Linked DNA regions of Homo sapiens: region 2 is linked to region 1. A link is a loop called in an ENCODE intact Hi-C map of the cell type or tissue named here. Cell type or tissue: mammary epithelial cell. All regions are shown on one strand. Each heading gives the region's core, and the rest is flanking DNA. Links, peaks and the distances in the headings are about the cores only. Region 1 overlaps KIAA1217. Region 2 overlaps KIAA1217.

What was found. A loop is a pair of places that touch in the nucleus more often than their neighbours do. Peaks named below come from ENCODE experiments on the same cell type or tissue, not always from the same donor. Only the 100,000 strongest peaks of a DNase experiment are listed, where the experiment ranks them.
Region 2: a loop joins it to region 1, with 3 times the contacts of the local background. A loop is called at or near these places in 7 of 110 quality-filtered maps.

Annotation. Positions count from the first base shown.
Region 1 is chr10:24,501,628-24,507,007 of GRCh38, reverse strand. The region is part of intron 9 of KIAA1217; the gene reads right to left. Among named protein-coding and RNA genes, the nearest start is that of ARHGAP21, 220 kb to the left of the region's middle. RefSeq lists an enhancer at 5,056-5,380. In mammary epithelial cell, for the core only: a CTCF peak has its summit at 3,172 (motif pointing right); a DNase peak (open chromatin) is centred at 3,167.
Region 2 is chr10:24,433,431-24,438,810 of GRCh38, reverse strand. It overlaps KIAA1217, which reads right to left. Exons shown (of 21, transcript NM_019590.5): 5 at 332-425. All of the region lies in intron 1 of LOC124902395 (a long non-coding RNA gene), which reads left to right. Among named protein-coding and RNA genes, the nearest start is that of MIR603, 160 kb to the right of the region's middle. RefSeq lists enhancers at 4,690-5,366, 5,204-5,380. In mammary epithelial cell, for the core only: no CTCF peak of the experiment used is centred there; a DNase peak (open chromatin) is centred at 3,250; H3K27ac peaks cover 648 bases.

The sequences.
Region 1 (5,380 bases), core at 267-5,266:
CCTGTGTGAACTTCGGGAACTTTTTGGCTTACAGCCCCCGACTTAGTTTCTGCCTGGCTTAGCGGTTGCTTTCACACTGTACATGCTTGGCTTAATATTTAATAACAGACCCATTTATTGATGTACTTCTTTCTCTGCAGAGCTTTCTTGTGTTTGGTTCTCCAGTCCACCAGTTCTAGCTGTTTCAGCTCTCTCTAAACTTTGGTCTTATCTCCTCAACTCACTGTCAGTGCCATGCTTGGGTTTTTCCTTCCTGCACCAAGATCTGAAAAGTGCCTCCAGACAGAAAGCTGGGTCAACTGTAGGTTTTTTCCCCCCATTCTCCTAAGGATTACGGTCCTGTGTTGTTTAATTTCTGAAAACATTTGTTTCATACATTTGCTTATTTTTCAGTTTTCTAGTTGCCCACAGTGGGAGGGCAAGTAGAGTTGCAGTTATTCCTCATAGCTAGAAAGATAATTTATTGAAAATGCTTTGCCATTTTTATAAGCACTCTTGTAAAATAAGAGACAGAAATAATGCTCTTGTCCATTAAAATTTTAATTGGACCAAATAAGTTATCCAAATCACTTCATGGAGAAACTAGCAAATGCCTAAACCTAATTCCCCCAACCTGAAAATGGACCTATATCTCACATACTCAATTTTGATTTCTTAGGTAAAATCTAAGACTATCAGTCTTGCCAACAATGGATAATGTAATTGGACTGATTTTGCTGTCTAGCAGTGACATGGAACAGTGGTTATACCACAAATCAGAAAGATTCAGGAGGAAAGCCAGACCTCAGAACGACTCCTGATCCCACCTGGATCTGTTCCTGCAGGCTTCAGGGAACAAGACAAGGGATGCCTGGTCACAGCTATATAACCCATGTTATTGGGGTGCTGTCTCCCCATCTTAGAAAGCTTCTTGTTGTCTGAAGATCTGACTAGACCTTGGCACATTGTAAGCAGCCTAATCGTCAAGCCCTGTACTAGTTCCGTTTATTATTTCTGCTTGGCAGGGGACACGGGTCTGTTGCACATGGGAAACTCCAATATGCTGTTCTCAGGGATCCGCATTCCCGTGACCATTGTTATGCATGTCAGAAGATAAATGAGACCCTGGCACATTTCCACGAGGCGCCATCTCATAAAAAGACACATTAAGGAAATTGTATTGAATTGTATCATTTCAAATACATAGGGCTCTATGCACTACTGTGTTTATTTTTTATGTTGATATTTTACCTCCTCCTTCTCTTGGGAAGGGACAGTAAATTCTCAGGAGTCCTACAAATGTAATGAACAACCCAATTTTTTATTTATCAGGAAGCAGAATAAAGAGATTGGGGATGAAAGAAGTAGGAGGTCGCCATCCTCTCTTTATGCCAAGCCTATCTGGCCTCCACAGAACCTGTACCATCTCTTCCAGAAGCTTCTCTCTCTCTCCTCAGCCACCCACAAGGAGGGGAAGAAGTGCAGTCACTTCTGTAGATATGGGATGACTTTGGTAAAATCCAAGTACTGTGGCATTTTGGGAAAAAGATGTTCATTATTTAGAAAAAGTGGGCTTTTTTTCAAAATGATATCAGGAAAGGTAACAGGCAAACATAATCATCATTGGAGGAGAACATCTGTTAGGCACAAAACCTTGACAAAACCCTTTCCCATTGTTGCTAGCTAATTACAGACCCAACCGTTATTTGGGAATGGGAATATCACACTATAAAGGTTCCATATAGCTCTCATACCAAATGTAGCTAGCAGAGAACATACTAGATTAGCCACTGGGAATGAGGTGCATTGTTTGAAGTCAAGGCTTTAAGTCATTGGTAATAGCTGGCTATCTCAACATTTCCAGGAGGTGTCTTCATGGACTAAGCATTCATATTACCTGTAGCCAAGAGGTAAAAACAGTAGTTTTTACCCTGGAATGTTCTAGAGTCACCAGTGCCTAGCCTCCAGTCCGTGCCAGTGAAGTCAGACTCTGGCCATCGTGCCTGAGCACTGGTATTTTTGCTAAGGGTTTCAAATAATTCTAATGAGTAGCCAGGATTGAGAACCACTCTTAGACCGATAACTCCTGTGAAATTGGAGAGCAGAAGATAACATGAACAAGCTTTTAGTGGTTTCCTTGATCTTCTGCTTAGGTTCCCCTTGTCCCATTGAAATCTACCCACCCCATTGTGTCTGCAACAAATTTCTATTCCTGAGAATAATCCATCAGTTTTGAAAATGAAATGCTCAAATAGGATATGCTCTACAGTCTAGGATTTTCCAATGATTTAATTATCTAATTACTGGAGCTGGCTGCCAAGCACAAATGGTTTTATTCAGTTTCACTATTTTATAACACAGTTCAAAGAATATTTGAATTTCTAATTCAATTTTTGTTCTTTTGAGACTAGTCTAGTGTTTCGTATATCTCTAATGATAGCTCCATTATTGGACTTAGAGCCACTGTGCGGCTGCAGTTCATTTTTGGTATATAATACCGCACATGTTGAAGGAGAATTGGTGCCGAGATAGCTTAATTATTCTAAGCTGTTTTTGTCTTAAGTAGACTCCCTCGATTGAAAAGACAGAAGTTTGATGGGGAGGAAAGCTGAATGGGACCCAGGGAATACAAATGCAGAGGTAGAAACAGTAACAGCCAGGTTAGGAAACACCATGCTTATTTTTCCCTGCGAGTCTGCGCTTTAGAACTGCCCAACTTCCCAGGCTCAAAAGCACATTTGCTCACTGTTCTTTATTCCCAGAAAGCCAGAAAAGTTGAGTAGTTCTGGAGCAATAAAGAAACTTGTGTGGTTAACACAGCATTCCTAGACCTTGACCAAAGACCTTCTTTGTTTAAGAAAACTGCTCTTTTTCACAAAGCTGCACAGTTCAAGGGTTGCAAGGCGAGACAAGTGTGAGAGATCCCTCCCAGCCGGCCAGAGGACCAAACTACGCCAGCCACTGATGGGGTGACGCTGTAGCTACAGACATCAAGAGAGCCTTGGTATCAAATTCACCTCTAACGCCTGTGAAATTCCCAGGGGAAGTGCGGCATTTATGCTAAAGCAATTCCATCCCTGTCCCCAAACCAACAAATGCTCACTTTTGAGAGCAGTTAGGTACTTCCATACAAATGATATGTATGTTTTTCTTAAAGGGCGCAATGAGGAGGTAACAATTTCGAAATGGCCAGCAGATGGTGCCAAAAGGCAGGAGCAGTGAAGGGAAGGGCTTGACCTCCAGGAGCCCCAGGTAAGAACGAACTTGGGAGCCGATAGGCCCCCTCTGAACTGCAATTGTGTCCTTTGGCCTGCAGAGTACTCAGTAATTAGTTTTCAATTACTTTCCAACATTTTTAAATGGCGGTAATTCATATAAAACCTGTGTCTCCAGATTTGCTTGAAATATTGAAACATCTAGAAACACTGGATACTTATTCTATCAGGTTAAGAGCCAGTTGGAACTGAGTGGCTACTATCCTTTAAAGGGGCCAATTTACTGTGGTCTCTCCTCCATTTCACTTGCTGTTACTGCCCGGACACTGAAGACATGTGACTTTGTCACCCCCTGACACAACCCAGCCCAACCCGTACACTTCATTTCATTGCAATGTGTCTTTAAAATTGCAAAGCGAGAGGAAGCTAATGCAAAGGATGGGGCCATCACAGACGATGAGATTCACTAGGAGATTTAAATGAATTTGCATCAGATGTTCAAGGTATCTGGGATGTTGCCTAAGAGACAGAGTAGCCTTTGGAGATCAGAGCCCTCACTCTTCTAGCAACCGTCATGATCCATGCTGGGGCCTTGGGGCAGGTCTCTCAAACCAGCTGCCTTTCTGTGTGTTTTCTGGTAGGCAGAGGGCAAGGGGAAATTGTTTTCTTAGCTTTCATTAGGTGGTTAAACAACTTAGGGCTTGTGCTGTCGCTGTGCTGAAGAAGCAGAACCGATTGGAAGCCTTTTTCCTATTAGAGGAAAGGGCTCAGGAGGTTGCATCCCCATGGCTGCTCCAGGATCCTGGATACATTTATCTTGTTTTTTTTGAGACATAGTCTTGGTCTATTGCCCAGGCTGGAGTGCAATGGTGCTATCCTGGCTCATGCAACCTCTGCCTTCCACATTCAAGTGATTCTCAAGTCTCAGCCTCCCTAGTAGCTGGGACTAGAGGCACACCCCACCATGCCTGGCTAATTTTTTTTCAGTATAAATGGGGTTTCACCACATTGGCCAGGCTGGTCTTGAAGTCCTGACCTCGTCATCCACCTGCCTCGTCCTCCCAAAGTGCTGGGATTACAGGCATGAGCCATGACACCTGGCCCTATCTTCTAGCACTATTTGGATTATGAGCTTCTGGAAGTCAGGGAGGATATCTGTATAGAGCCTAGGCCAGCACTGTATCCTCAACGACCAACCTACCAGCCAGGGCAGGGAGGTGGGAGAAGGTGCACAGAGCAAATATGTGGTCTCATGCAGAGATGCACATCTCTACCTCCTTATTACCCAGGAGACAGCTTATTCTGCTTTGGCAGATTTACGGGATTTGTTGACCAAGATTCGTGACCTGAAGGGTCACTTATCCTGATTCCCGTAGAGTTTATATATTCCTTAACAATGGAAAAGAGCAAGGAACGGATGGATCACAGTATCTGAATGAAATGCAGATGTTTTTCGTAACAAATCACCATGATGGCTTTTTTTCCTTATGAATTCATCTTCTATTCTAAACTCATAGTTCTAAATACATCACAGATCCTTGCAAAAAAAATGAAAAAAAAAAAAAAAAAAAAAGCTTGGCTGACTATCCACCTTTGTCCCCGTTCAGTGTGGAGGAGGATGGAGCCTCCAAGCTGTCAGAAGTCAGCCTTCACTGGCTGTCGGCATGCTCCCCGTGGCCCCTCTCCTTTCGGCTCTTCTCCAAAAACAAATGCCCTAGAGTCTCTTCCTGCGTAAAAGTACGCACAGCTTAAAGAAGTGGTTGTAGGCCAGACGCGGTGGCTCAAGACTGTAATCCCAGCACTTTGGGAGGCCGAGGCAGGTGGATCACGAGGTCAGGAGATCGAGACCATCCTGGCTAACACGGTGAAACCCCGTCTCTACTAAAACATAGAAAAAATTAGCCGGGCGTGGTGGCGGGCGCCTGTAGTTCCAGCTACTCGGGAGGCTGAGGCAGGAGAATGGCGTGAACCCGGGAGACGGAGCTTGCAGTGAGCCGAGATCGCGCCACTGCACTCCAGCCTGGGGGACAAAGCGAGACTACGTCTCAAAAAAAAAAAAAAAAAAAAAAAAAAAAAAAAAAAAAGAAGTGGTTATAGATTGACTATAGTTGCAGTGGAAGGCTCTAGACTTGGATTGTGTGTGTGAGAGAGGAAGCCATGCTGTTTCTATGGTTCTACATTCTCTA
Region 2 (5,380 bases), core at 260-5,259, 68 kb after region 1:
AAGAAATGCAAGAGATCTTCTGAGTCAGTTAATATACTGTGGACCAGGGACCCTTTTATAGGAAGATTTTCAGAATTCATTTAAAGTAAGGACATAACTCCTTGCTTAAAGATAAATTAGGATGTGTCCAGCCTTATTTTAATCCCTTTGCCCTAAATAACCAGGAAATCTTACTTCTCTACCAAGAACAAATAATGATCCACTAGGTGAGATGAGTGCGGAGAACCCTCCAAAACTCAGTTGTAGAGTTCTGATTACATCAGGAGTACAAGCAAGAGGAGGGACGCTTTGACCCACTGAAGATAAGTAAAAATATGACAGAAACACTTACCCTCATGTCTCCATTCATAGTTTTTGGTGTGTGATTAAACGCATGTGCAGGATCCTTGTTGTACACTTTGAGGAGTGATCTGTCTTGAATGTTCCTGGAATCAAAAACATCGATAACTATGGCAGATGAAAGAAGCCTGACTTTGGCCATTTCCTTAGCCTGCCCTTAAAGATCAGGTAAAAAACATGAACAGACAATCCAAAGGCTATCTACAGTACGCCAGTCAAAAGCTATGTGACCATAAAATAGGCAATTATAAATACGGAAAAGAAGAAGAAAAATGACTTCAGCTTTTCTCTCCTTTTCTTGTTCCCCAAGAAAGTATTATTCCTCCAGTATAGTTCCCCACCCATAAATGTTGGGTGGCACGAACTTTCTTTCAAGATTCCGAGTATGGAAACTAAGGCTTTAAAAAAAAAAATAAAGTTCCAATATTTACAATACATTCAAAGAGATTTGGTTGATATTTAAATATTTAATTGTTTACTTTTCCCAAACACCTGGTTTGCTGCTTATCTAATGAATGTACATGAAAGAAGATTTTTTTCTTTTTCTTTTTTTTTTTTTTTTTTTGCCTTCAAACACTTTCGGCAACTGAAAGAAAAGGTATCTGGAGTCCAGAAAAAAAAAAAAAAACAGTACCAAAAAGATCTAATATCTTTACCATGCCTTTTTTCCTTCCATAGTGGGTTAGAAAATTAGTTTTTCTATATACAAATCGAATTGCTGGATGTGAAGAAATAGCAGCAGATAAATTCTTCTTTTTTCTCTGAACCCGGCTCTTAGAGCCAAGGTGTCATAACGTAGCAAAAGACAGGATCAGAGCCTACCTTAAAATTATCGAAGAGCACATGAATATCTATGAAGTCTCTCTCCCTCCATGTTCAGCTTTCATCAGCAGAAGGGCCACCCAAGGCCCTTTTGGCTCTGTCTACACTGTGATCCCTTCCAATGCCGGCTGGGCTAGCTCAGAGAAATGTGGGCAGGAGGAAGAATTCCTCTCTTCCAGGTGCAGCCTCATTTAGTGGGCTGACCCAATCACTGGGATTACTGGCTTGTGTTTCTGTTTTAACTGAAGTGGAGGATTCTTGGACTAGTCTTCTCTTTCTCCTTTAAATATCCGCCAGTAATTGCTTTGAAGCAATGACTAGCCCAAGCTTGCACGGTTGCTCCAGTAGCTTGTTAGAAGTCGGCTTGAGGGGGAACCAGCAGCCCTGTTATTAAAGGGGGCTGGGTGAATATGAAGGGGAGACTCACAGAGGTAAGGATGTGGGGTTTCACTAAAGGAGCTCCCCATTTGGCCAGAGGAAGGAGTCACAGGCGAGGACGTGAAAAACTAGAAAACCTCACGGGAGCCATGAAAAAGACTAACTGTGATTCTGGAGGTATTTAAAATGCATGAGGTTGGTTTATCATGACTTTAGAAACATATTCATCTGAGATGAACCAACAGTAAAGGCCGGGGTTGCATTTACTGTGGCAACATTTACAACACAATATTCTGACCTGAACTCTCCATAGCATTTCCCTAAGGAAAATATGAGGAGCCTAACACAATGATGAGATAGGCAACTGTTTAGCAAATATGCTCACGCTTCAGAAACACTGAAGGAAGTGCAGTGAAATTTGTCTCTGAACTTAGAAGATTAAAGTCACTGTCTCCAGTTGAAATCTACATGATACTTTTCTTTTGTCTTTTTTTTTTTTTTTTTTTTTTTTTTTGAGACGGAGTCTCACTCTGTCGCCCAGGCTGGAGTGCAGTGGCACCGTCTCGGCTCACTGTGAGTTCCGCTTCCCGGGTTCACAGCATTCTCCTGCCTTAGCCTCCCCAGCAGCTGGGACTACAGGTGCCCGCCACCACGCCCGGCTAATTTTTTGTATTTTCCGTAGAGACGGGTTTTCACTGTGTTAACCAGGATGGTCTCGATCTCCTGACCTCGTGATCCGCCCACCTTGGCCTCCCAAAGTGCTGGGATTACAGGCGTGAGCCACAGCGCCCAGCCTTTTTTTTTTTTGTCTTATATAATGCTGGTGGTGAAAATTTCTTCTACCATTCAAATAAAATATAATCAAGGCATTTAATGCATAAAATCAAGAAATAGAATAATTCTTTGGAAGCGACATGCATGTGCTCACATAGCATAAACATTACTGTCATCACCAAATAAAACATTGTCTACATTTGAACATTTTTAGGTTCTTTTTTTTATTTAAATCAAAGTAACTGAAAAGTAAAATTACAGACAAATTTATAAATCGGTGATCTTTCCACTTAAATATTTTAAATGAGAGTTTTTTAAAAATAACTTTAGGCTATCAAGCTGGGAGCAGTGGGTCACGCTTATAATCCCAGCACTTTGGGAGGCCGAGGTGGGCAGATCACTTGAGGTCAGGAGTTCGAGACAAACCTGGCCAACATGGTGAAACCCCATCTCTACTAAAAATACAAAAATTAGCCTGGCGTGGTGGCGCACACCTGTAGTCCCAGCTACTCGGGAGGCTGAGGCATGAGAATTACTTGAACCCAGGAGGTGGTGGCTGCAGTGAACTGAGATCATGCCACTGCACTCCAACCTGGGCGACCGAGTGAAATTCTGTCTCAAAAAAAAAAAAAGTTAGGCTATCCATACTACAACTTACGGATCAACAAGATCATCATTTTCACAAATATCAACATATTGACTGATGGTTTCATTTATGTTATCAACTAGATTTCCATTAAGGAGAATCATGACCTTTTCTTCTTTTTCCTCCCTCTCATTTCTTTTATTTTGTGACTACTTCTCGACTTTCCCAAACAATGTAAAAAAGAAGGCAAAGTAGCCATACTTTGAAGCTTGAGAAAAGCTCTAGAAAATGGTGACTCATTGTAATATAAAAATCCTTGCACAGGCTGCAAGACAGTGAGGCCCAATTACTCATAATAACCTCATCAGCCTTGAGCTCCATAATCAAGTGTGGCTTCCCTAAGTTGCATGTTTACTTGCTATTACTGTGTCCTTCAATTCCTCTAATTGCAAAGGCAGAAATGTAAGATGATTGTTGTAACTGGCAGCTCCATGTAAAAACAGTATGTGGGATTATATTACTACAAACATTGTCTTTAAATATAATGTGATTATTTCATGTTTCAAGTTTACGCTTTGTGAATGCAAAAAATTTCTTTTGGTGACAGCTTGATTAATAATTTAGTTTAAAAACAAACATGAATTTTTGGGTACCCATGAATATTTAAACACATTTTTAAAAAGCTGTAAGGTTGTGAAACAGATGTAGTATCTATACCTTGAGGCATGTGTCAAACTTTGAAAGTTCTAAATTACTCATACACCTGGGCACATGCCTAAATATGTCATTTGTGATCATTGGTAGATACAGATCAGTTTACATTTATTATGCACTAGAGGCATATTTTTTAAAAGTGGTACCCATTAATTCCATGATGAAGAAACAGGGCAACTTGCTATTCCCCCCAGGGTGTGGACTCAGAAACCCCAAGTTCTGCCTCCAGTGATTTGGTGAGGGAACATTCGAAGAAATCAAAAAGTTCTTGACCAAGAAGTGTGAACAGCCATATTTGGGGCAGAGCTTGGTACTTAGCTGGCTGTGTGCTTTTGAATAAGTCCCTCAAATTTTATGCGTCTGAGTTTCTGGTTCCATAAAATGAAATGGCTGGATTAGTCACTAAATAATCTGTGGAGTTCTAAAATGTTTAGAGACCATACTAGCAACTGATTGCTTGTGTTGATCTAAGTCCTGTTTTCCAGGTTGTTTGGTTGGAACAGATCAAATGAGTTCTTTCTACTGTATACATGACACCAAAATGACAATAAAGATGCTTTTGAGCCAGGTGTGGTGGCCCACGCCTATAATCCCAACCATTTGGGAGTCCGAGACTAGAGGATTGCTTGCCTCAGGAGTTTCAGACCAGCCTGGGTAACATAGGGAGATTCTGTCTCTACAAAAGATTAAAAATTAGCCAGATATGGTGGCATGTGCCGGTAGTGCCAGCTACTCGGAAGGCAGAGGTGGGAGGATCATTTGAGCCCAGAAGGTCGAGGCTGCACTGAGACATGATCATGCCACTGAGGTCCAGCCTGGGTGACAGAGCAAGACCCTGTCTTCAAAAAAAGAGAGATGAGGCCAGGCATGGTGGCTCACACCTGTAATCCTAGCACTTTGGGAGGCCGAGGCAGGTAGATGACCTGAGGTCAGGAGTTTGAGACCAGCCTGACCCACGTGGTAAAACCCCGTACCTACTAAAAATAGAAAAAAATTAGCTGGGCCTGGTGGTGGGCGCCTGTAATCCCAGCTACTTGGGAGGCTGAGGCAGGAGAATCGCTTGAACCCAGGAGGCGGAGGTTACAGTAAACGGAGATCGCACCATTGTACTCCAGCCTGGGCGAAAGAGCAAGACTGTCTCATAAAAAAAAAAAAAAAAAAAAAAAAAAAAAGAGAGAGAGAGAGAGAGGGAGAGAGAGATGCTTTTGTTTCTAACTGACTCTCAATCCCATCAATAGCAGGAGTCCATTTAGCTTAATTTTGGAGGATATTCAACTGGGGGCCCTGGGGAAAGGCCACCTGGAAAGTAAGATCTTTGGGTAAAGGACAACTCTTTAAGAAATGAATGGAAAGTGAAGATGCTTCTCAGTCTCTTTTCTTATGGAAAATAATACAGAGCCCACTGCTTTTATTCTAACTTGTTATGTGTAAATAACGACCCAGTGGGATCATTACCTAAAATGTCCACAGGGTCTTTCTATGGAGGAAAGAACACTTGAGGGGGAATTGGGAAAGTTCCAATATGAATGAAGTACTGCCTACAACTCTTAAGACCTCGATCAGGTCTCTCCGCTACCTTTTTGGGCCTTAGTTTCCCTAACCCTTAGATAAAATGGTGGACTGAATCATTTCTAATGTTCTTTTCAGATGTAGCATTCAAAAATCTGTGGCGGAGAAATTTGTCCTCGTTTTTATAAGCTATACCCTGTAAATGAATTGTAGAAAACCAGATAGTGAAATCATCTGACTGGGTGAAATAAGCCCAAC